Regions from separate parts of the Homo sapiens genome. Here region 2 is linked to region 1. The links are chromatin contacts, found by Hi-C or POLR2A ChIA-PET in ENCODE. All regions are on one chromosome and are shown on one strand. The core of a region is the stretch at or near the end of the contact, and the rest is flanking DNA. Distances in the headings are between cores, read along the strand shown. Region 1 has its middle 56 kb from the start of LINC01450. Region 2 has its middle 89 kb from the start of LINC01449.

Region 1 (5,216 bases), core at 2,358-4,857:
GTGGCGTGATCATGGGATCATAGTTCACTGCAACCTCAAACTCCTGGCTCAAGCAATCCTCCCACCTTGGCCTCCTAAGTAGCTAGGATTACAGGCATGTGCCACCATGCCTGGATAATTCTTGGATTTTTTGTAGAGATGGAGTTTCGCCATGTTGCCCAGGCTGGTCTCAAACTCCTGGACTCAAGCAGTCCCCCCATCTCAGCCTCCCAAATTGTTGGAATTGCAGGCATGAGCCATCATGACTGGCAAGAAATTTTAAATGACACCTTAACCAGTGCTTTTGGCTTGAGTATGATTCGTGACTCTGCTGAGGTTCCATAAATTTGTATTGTGAATACATCATTTTGGATGGGATTGGAAGCTGGTCCAGTTTTCTTATCTTGGTATCCGGTTCAGCTACTTTCTCCTCCCTGCTCTCAACTGGGGTTTCTCCAGACTCATGTAAACCACCAAGCCCAAAAGAGTTGTTCTGTGATGAAGAGAACACCTATTGAGCTTTATCTGAGCGGCTCTGCAGAATAGGGAATAATACCACTTAAAATTAAATAGAGCTAATATCTCAAAAAGCTGAAAGAATGCCAAGGTTTGTCACAATAGTTATCTCTGGGAAGATGATATACATGTGGACAACTGAGGAGGATGAATTCATTGTGATTGTATTCTATTAGGCATATTAAAAAGCAAGTCAGACAAGACCATTCCTTTCCCTGAAACAATTCAAATTGAAAGAGTCATGCAGAAACCAGTCTTTACATGGGGGAATATCATGTGGGTTCATCCCATAAGATAAGAAACCATTTTCAGTGTGAATTTTAGCTTTTGACTACTGTCAGAAAGTATAGAAAATTCTCATAAAAATAGAAAGTCAGGATTTGCTTAAGAAAAGTAAATTTTATTCCAAGGGTTAGTCAGGGGCTATTATAACCCAGAGATATCATTAATTAAGCTCTGCAAGCTGTGGCCTGCTATAGCTCTCTTCCTTCTAAAAACAGAGACTGCAAAAAGCTTTAGGTGTATACACCAGACTTGGAGAAACTTACATGTGGTACACTGGGAGTCATGTACAAGAATCTTCATAGCAACACAATATCCATATGACTAGAGAATGAATACATCATGATATTTGTGATAGATTATATAGCATAAAAATAAATGTGCTATAGTTACACATAATGACATGAAAGCATCTTACAATCTGTGAATGAAGAAAGTTCACCTTGACTTTACTAAAGTACTGATGATACAGAATTAATAACAAGCACTGCCTATGTTTTCTTCCTTTGTTCACTCCATCTGAGCATTAAATTATTAGTTTCATGGCCTGTACGTTATGCACACTGTAAATCTGAGCCCCAGAGATAGTCCTCCATGTTTAAGAGTGTCTTGTAATGGATACCTAGTTGAAGGAGAGAGCTGAGGTCCTTGGATCCATGCTGATGACTGATGGGCTAATCATCCAAGCCAGTCCTGGAGCATCTTCCTGTAGGGTCTAATATAGAAAATTGAGTCTGGGCATAGTGGCTCATGCCTGTAATCCCAGCACCTTCAGAGGCCAAGACAGGCAGATCGCTTGAGCTCAGGAGTTTGAGACCAGCTGGGTGGGGCAACCTGGCAATGCCCCATCTCTACTAAAAATACAAAAATTATCTGAGCATAGTGGTGCATGCTGGTGCATGCCTGTGGTCCCAGCTATTTGGAAGCTGAGGTGGGGGGATCACTTGAGCTGGGGAGGCAGAGGTTGCAGTAAACTGAGATCATGCCACTACACACACACACACACACACACACACACACGTAATTGAAAGATCCAGGCCACCTTGGCTGAAGATAAAATGTCTTAGTCAGTTTGGGGTGCTTTAACAAAATATTTAACACTGGATAACATATAAACAATAGAAATTTATTGCTCACAGTTCTGGAGGCTGGAAAGTCCAAATTCAAGGCACCACCAGATTTAGTGGCTGGTGAGGGCCAGTTCCTTATAGATACTGCTTTCTATGTGACCTCAACTGGTAGAAGGGGCAAATAAGCTCCCTCAGACCTCTTTTATAAGGGCACTAATCCCATTCATGAGAGAACTCTGCCCTCATGATCAAATCACCTTGCAAAGTTCCTGCCTGTTAATATATGAATTTGTGGGGGACACAAACATTCAGACCACAGTATCAAATGAGGAAGTTTATCATCAGCAGGGAAATGTTTCTATTCACAGTTCATGGAGATCAAGATCCACGGCCTCCAGGATGACTCAACTGACACTAAAGAAATAAAGACTAGAAGAATGAGAAGCACTCATTTAGAAAAGCAGAGAAGATAACTTAGAATGGGATCTGAAACACCAAATACCATATTTTTGCCAAGGATGTAGGCAATATTGATGGACTAGAGAAAATTGCAGGCCTGGGGAATCTGGTGGTCCCCAAGAAGAACCTTGACCAGTCAGTGCTTTTTCCTTAGAGGAGAGAAGATTTAGGGGCCTGTGAATTTATTCTCAAGCCAGAAATTCTGAAAATTATTTTCTGTCTCCTTGAATTAAGGTAACAGAACATGTTTCAATTTCAACGTTGATTATTGACTCTCTACCTAAGAGCTTTGTGCTCTGAATGGGTAAATGGTGCAAAACCATGGTTAATGATTATCAATGACCAAGCCAAAAATCACTATGTGAGCTAGAATTCTTGTCAAAACTGCTAAATGCCCTTGTTTTTTCTGATTCTCAAAAGGCATTTTTTCAGAATAAATGTCTCCTGCATGTAATATCTTCAACATAAATAGCAGACAATTCTATGATGTTCTCTGATGGTAACTTGCCAAGTAACTGCAATGCTTTTAAAACCAGGTAGGGAACCAAGGGGCCTAAGTTCCTATACAAAATCTCCACAGGGTGCACACCCAGGACAAAACACTGCTCATCTCTTTCTCCTCTTTCTTCACATTTATAGGCTAAGGAGTCTCCCTCAATTTCTATTTTATAGAGGCTCCAACTGAATCTTGAAAGCGCTGGCCTTGATGTCTACCTCTCCACCCATCTCAGCTTTCTAATCTTCCCAGAAGCACATACAAAATGGCCTTCTACCAAAGGGTCTGTCCAGTAGCTAAGAGCTGGGCACTTTCAAGACAGCTCAGAGGGCAAATCTCCTATTAGTAATTACTTGGTATTGCCCATGCCTGTGTAAAACAGCCAAAGGGCAGGAAATACCACCGGGGCAAAGAGGGGAAAGATAGAGGCCTGTAAAGAAATATGTCTGAAGGCAAGTCAGCTATGTGTGGCACTTATTGCAAGGTAAAACTCCACTCACCATTATGAGAAAGTTACTAACTCCAACTCGAGGCAACTGTCAAGGGCACCTTTCAATTTACTAACCCAAAGCTCATGTGGCCTCTCCTTGAATTTTGCTCTATTTTGGATGAAGTGAAATATACCAGTGGATTCTTTCAAGAGAAGCTACAGTCATTGTTGATTTCTACACTCTCAGTAAAGAAACCTTGTGTTTTTTGCTTCCTTTTAAAGTATGCATGTGATGTCAGTTTTGCCCAAGGCTGCTGTCTCTGTCTCCTTGGCAAGGACTAAGAACCCTGCCCCATGAGTCAAGCTCTCTGACTCCTGAGGCGTGAATATGAGGCAGACTGCAAGAGCCACCTAATGAAGAAGGAAGGTGTTCTCTTCAGAAGCACCCAGGTCTTAAAAAGCACAGGCAAAGAGCCAAAGAGTTTCCTGAAATTAGGACTTGGAGTGCTGGTGCTCCTACCACCAGGGAAGCCAGGTGAAACAACATCACCTCTTTCCTGATCAATTTTACAGAAACTCTGGGATAGGTGACAAATACTTTACTAAGCCCAAAAGGGGTCACTAGAAGACATAGTCCGATTTGGAAGAATGCTAAGCTTAATCATTAAGGAACTCCTCACCCCTCTAAACCCTGGAGTAAAAACCAAGTGTCTCTCCTCATAGCATTGGATAACCATGGAAACAATCCAGGGGGTGACAAATACGGGAAGATACATTTTTTTCCTTTCTAACACATCTGAGTTAATATAGGAACACTGGTGTCTCTTTTGAATCTGCAACTTAACTGACTTCACTACGATTTATATTCATGTTATGGATATATGCAACTTCTCCAGGGTAGAGAGAAAAAGATGGCAATATTTAATTTTAATGTTCTAAATAAATGGCTGGAACTGCCACCTCCCTATTGTGAGATTGTCCTCAGCTCCAGTCTAGAGCCTTTCCTTGCATGCTCATACATGCACACACCCACACAAACCTCTCAAAGTGCAGTGGGCAACCTCACTTTCGAGCTGAGGCCCACGAAAAGCAGGAGGTTACAGCCACCACCCCCGGGGGTTGGTAGCTTTGGAAGCAGACAAAGGCCTCTGCAGGAGATGACAGCTGGGAAAAGCCGAGGCATCTGATTGTGCTGTTCTTGCTTACTGGGCTCTTCTTTGCCACTGGAGAAAGTTTAGAGTCCTGACCTAGCTCCAGGAGTTCTTCGAGGTGAAGAGTATTCCAGCCTACACTAAGCCTGGTCTCCCAGTGCCGCCTGCTTCACCTAGGTGAGATCTGAGCACCCTGATGACCTGCTTCAGTACGAAGGTGCACATGGCCCCCAGCCTCTCTCTACCTCCATGGAGGTTTTATTTCAGAACCCTTGCTATTCCCTCTCACTAGGACCTTTCCACCCTGGCGGAGTGCAGCAACTTTGGATTTTGAAAACACAAGGTTCAGGGACCTGTGCTTCTTTGTTTTTAAAAGGCCCCTATAGTCCACATACAAATTTATTCACCTCGCTTCCAAATAATATATTATTTTGTAAAAAAATAAATAAATAAAATAAAATTTAATTTAAAACCAGAATTTTCACCTTACAAGCACCTATTAAAGTGATTCTTACAATATGAATATTTTTGATTTATACTAACACATTTCCATCTGTATCCCTAGAGCACTGGCAAATGCAGGAAGGTGCCAATAACATCCAACCTGTGATGGGAGATACAGGCATAGAGTGTGGAGCTAACAGTACCTGACCCAGAAACAATTACCCTCAGGGCCAACACCAACCTGTCCACTTCCTTAAAGTGAGCATAGCACAGGAATACTAATCACAGCAATGGGACTGCAATTTAATTACCATCCAAATGAACACGCTTGGCATTTTGTTCTTTTCTTTTCCTTCTGAGGCTTTCAGAAAACAAGGTATTAAGTATTT
Region 2 (4,664 bases), core at 1,914-4,413, 270 kb before region 1:
AGACTCACTAGTTGATCACAATCAGTGAATAAGTTCTATTTGTTCCATTCAAGTTGATTAGGTTCGATGCTATGAATGTCCACATGTGTAAAAATAGAAAGCTACAGGTGCAGTGAGCTAGCTGCAGGTGACGACCTGTGCCTTTTGGGACTGTGTGGTGTGGACAGTGTGCGGCCATGGGGGCTCCTTTTGGAACTCACATCCCCTGCTCTGGTAAGTGTGGCTCTGCCGATCACTAGATGCTTCTCTTAGGAGGTGTCCAGAGCAGAAAAATTCCCACAGTTCACTCGGGGTATATGTGGCCTCTCACTCCCCTATTTCACACAGTCTCTTTAGCTAGCAAAGCTAGACACCACTGCAAAGTTCTGCTTTGAGAGACAAATTCCTTTTAGCAGTAGTGAGTATTATAGATGAAATTTTGATTATGAAGCCTTATAGTCTTATTAATATATTAAGAGTTCAAAGAATTATAGATTTTAACATACAGATTTTTTTTTCTTTCTTATGTTGTATTACAGGGAAAGAATTTGTGCGTGTATTCTCTCTTTCCAAATCTTGATCCAAACTAAACAGAAGAACTTTTCTAACTTTATTAGCTACAACTTTATCTTAGCATTTTCAGGATTAGGCTGAGTTCTCTGTAAAATGAGACAGGTTTTTGCCCTGCGACAGAAAGGAACTTGTAAGGCACCAGATCACAATACAAATGCTTTTAGGGACCAGACAGCAATGTGGCTGGCAGAGTTGAAGGCAATAGGGAATGGTAGAGTTGGTGGCTAAACAGGGGAGTGCAGGTCCTACTTAAGGAGATACAAATGAAATTTTTTTAATGAGAAAAATTAAACTCTTCTGCAGGCTGACTTTGGTCTAAGGCTTTCATTTGCAAACCTTGCTTAAATGATTCAATAATATTGCTTGAAACCGAGATTTTTATTGCTAGGTATTTTAAGCTTTGTTTATAAAACCCAGTATGCTAGTTGCTTTTCCAATTATCTTATTTTAGTATTTCCAACTTAACTTTCATACATTTAAAATTATATTTTCAAACCTCAATGTGATCCCTATTGTTCCCACTGATTTTTTTTCATGCTGAAATACTAGATGTGCCCATTGAGTAGAAGTGCAGTAAGCTCAAGATTGTATATGTTCAAGTATTTGAAATTTACTTGAAACCATACAGTACATTTCTTAACATGGAGTGAACTCTTTCACTAAACTTACTTTTCTACTCTTAATTTACCAAATAGCTCCTAGGTATGAGGCACAGGATATGTAGGTCTTAAGTGTTTTTTTTATTCTACAAAATACAATGTGATAAGTTCTATAAAGGAGGGGTAGTTAATTTGATTAAATAAAAGGTGCTTTATCTAGGGGAATTGAGAAAGACTGAATTGAATAAATGAGACACAAGTTTACTCTAAAAGAAGGAAGAGTTTGCCAGCCTGGCAAGAGGGATAAAAATATTCCAGGCATCTACAGAAAACACTCCAAAGCAATATATTTTAAATTATAACACAGAGGTAGCTCTTGATCTTCACTGCCATGGGAATAATAAACCTTCCACTACACAAATTAGTATGTACTTTTAAGCATTTTTAAAAAATGAAATCAGAAATTATTTCAGAACAGCCCTGTCTTATAAGAGAACTGCCCACAGTTCTCTCTGCTTTCTTCCTTTTGGCTCAGCTGTCAAGAGCTCTCTGGAAACATAATCCTTGTTTTTCATGGAAATCTGTATTATAGTTCCCAAGATTTGGATAATCTAGTTTCAGAAGGTAGGGACCTCTTTTGGAATGATAATGTAGTGTTCTACCCCCAGTACCTACAACAGTACTAATTTTACCGAGGACCCTGCCCTCATGATGTCACTTAAACCTGATAACTTACCAAAGGCCCCATCTCCAAATACCATTGTCCTGGGGTTAGGGCTTCAATATGTGAGTTTTGAAGGGACATAATTCAATTCATAGCAGTTGGCATAGGACAGTGCTAGGCATATTACAAGTTCTTAATATATGCTTAGTGAATAAATAAATACATAAACAGAAAATGTCCAGAGATCTCTGTGTCCATTTGAAGTTGCTACGTCAACAACTGGACCCAGGAATAAAGGGTGTGCTCTAGCATCAGTGTAAGTATGGTCCCTTCGAGCCAAGAGGCAGAGAGCTCAGGAGCTGCTGAGAAGTCACAGTCACAAGGGAAGGAGACAGGAAAGGGAAGTCACATCAGGAAGGCTGAAGCCATAGCAAAGCCAGAGAGCTGGATCCCACTTCAGGGCCTACCATAGTGAAGCACTGGCTCTTCCTTCCTCTTTTCTTGGAAGCAGGGCCAGCTACATGATTGCAGGACTCAAGGCAAAATGAAAATGCAGGACTCTTGCTCAAAAAAAGAAAAAACAAAAACAAAAACAGAAAATATGCCATTAAAGATACTAAATATGAAGCCTTTTCCTTTTTTCCATGATCTCTCTTGACTTGCCATGTTGTTATTTATTTGCTATTTAATGTAGTTCTAAAGTAAAGAAAAATTAAAAGTTTTAATTATGAGCATGAATTGTACCATTGTTCAGTGCAAGTTTTAGAGGCAAATATAAGAACATGTAACTCTTCTGCCGAATCACCAAAATTACACAATTCATAAATTCACGTTCTGTACCTTGTATGCGCATATGTATTTCATTCTCACCAGAACAGTGTGAACGCCACACAACACTAACTCAACTCTTTTTTATTTCTTTATATTTGCACATTTTACCGATGCTTTCTACATTTGGCTTGTTGATGTGCTTTCTAAAAACAGAAAGAAAAAAGATCTGTAGGTTTCCCTATTTTTCCCTTTCCTTCAATGTCATCGTTTTCCATGTAATTGGTTGGTTATTACAAGGAAGTGACAGGAGTGAGAAAGGATACTTTAAGATCCCTTGGTTGTTTGTGTTTCTTAGAATGCTGTTGCCTTCTTTCTTGTTTGAACAGGAAGCATGACCACTTAGTCATAAACATGACACATTTCCCTTGTACTCGCCATGAGCCTCACTGAACTCCCACACATTGTGGGTCCACTGGAATTCTGTGTTCATGGGGCAACCAAATGCTCTAGGCAAATGGGGTGATATGGAACTTGCCTGCATGCTCCATTGTCCCCTTGGACTTTGCTTCCAAGACAGCTCAAGGTTGACAACAGGGCAGGGTGAGAAGGGCATGCAAAAGATGGTGGTGTGGGGTGGGCAGGGAAAGAAGGCCCAAGACTAAGCCAGTTGTTTGAAATTCTCTATATTCTTTCTTCATTTTGTCCATTTTTTTCTGTTTTTTTCATTTTTCAATGGAGATGGAAAGCACCCAGTTCTGCTTTCCCCCAGAATCACCCTGTTTGTAAGCAGCCTGGAATGGTCACTAGAAGCTGCTACCTTTTGCCTGTTTTCTAGCTAAGATCAGTAAGGAGAGGTGGTCTCAAGGCTGATAGAGATGGCCACTGAGGGAGCTGGCTGCTACCTGTGGTCTTATACACAAGACTTTTGCCCTCCATAGAACCACACATCTTCACTTAATGTTTTAAACTTTTTTTTTCAGGTCACATGAATTTAGGCATTAAATAAATTATTAGACTAGCAAACATCAGAACCTTTTTTTTTCTAAGAACGACAATAGAAAAGGCTCTTGTAGTTAACACTCTTAAATACAGAGGTATTTTAAATTAAAGATTTTTTTTAAAAAAGAACAGCCTTGTCTTATAAATAATAATGATTGATAATTATTCCTCAACGAAACTAAAGAAATGGTGTGTCTTCTATGCATAAAAAAACTAGTCTACTTGCACAAATATCATTAGACAAGAAATAATTTTATTATTTAAACATTATATTAAGAAAATCTTTTTAAAAAATTTTCACTATACGTTACATCACATAAAAATGTAAGGTAGCATGTGTGAACTGTTTAAAGAGCTTGTTAAAGATTCTTATAATAAGAAAGGCTGGGAAAAGTAGAGTCATATCTTATCAAAACAATCTAAGAATCTTAAGAATGCTGCTTTTCTAGTAATACATAAATATACACGAACATGAGCAAGAATCCAAGTAAAGAAACAGTTCTTATTCATAGGATTGACAGTTTTATTATTACACCAGCCTGAAATAACATATAATGGTGTGTGAGTGTGCACTGGAGTTTCTAAAAGCAGCTTTTCAGATAGGCTTAATGTGAGAAGGGTTCAACTTTCTTCTTTGAATTCTGGAGGATGGGGTCTCCTGGGGATAAAGGGGAAAAGGGGAGATAAACTTTTAATGCAATCTCTATTCTTGCCACGATTTATTTTATTTATTTGTTCAGCAATATTTATTGTGCAGTCACCACATGCCAGGCTCTGTAGATACAATGGGGACCTTGACAAATACACTCTTTGCCTTTCGGAAGCTCAGAGCACAGTCAAGAAACAGAGTATTAGCAGAGAACATTACTGGGAAACAAGGGATTTTGCAACTCTTGGTAGGGGAACCTAACACGACCACAGTGGGGAGCAGAAAAGAGCTTTAAAACTAAGAGCCCAGGGGTGTGTAAGGCATAGCCAGGTCAAGAATGGAGGAATGAAGAATGCTGAATCAGAGGGAATCCTGAGAAATTCCTTCTGGAACCTGGCTTCCTTAACTCTTATTAACCACGTGCTAAGAC

What was found. A loop is a pair of places that touch in the nucleus more often than their neighbours do. ChIA-PET counts read pairs that join two places held with the same protein, here RNA polymerase II (POLR2A). Pooled maps may share reads with other maps.
Region 2: a loop to region 1 is called in a map of PC-9, with 15 times the contacts of the local background. The contact joins two enhancer-like sites. A Hi-C loop is called at or near these places in 1 of 168 maps with a recorded cell type or tissue (PC-9) and 1 of 50 pooled maps. POLR2A ChIA-PET finds 5 or more read pairs at or near these places in 1 of 52 experiments (activated T-cell).

The regions. Positions count from the first base shown.
Region 1 is chr7:40,920,847-40,926,062 of GRCh38, reverse strand. It overlaps a transcript of SUGCT not described here. Among named protein-coding and RNA genes, the nearest start is that of LINC01450, 56 kb to the left of the region's middle. Within about 2 kb of position 3,607, at least 2 of the 41 ENCODE cell types and tissues checked have a DNase peak (open chromatin) inside an H3K27ac peak, as active enhancers do; they include PC-9, where a contact is called at or near this core.
Region 2 is chr7:41,188,395-41,193,058 of GRCh38, reverse strand. No RefSeq gene overlaps it. Among named protein-coding and RNA genes, the nearest start is that of LINC01449, 89 kb to the right of the region's middle. Within about 2 kb of position 3,163, at least 6 of the 41 ENCODE cell types and tissues checked have a DNase peak (open chromatin) inside an H3K27ac peak, as active enhancers do; they include PC-9, where a contact is called at or near this core.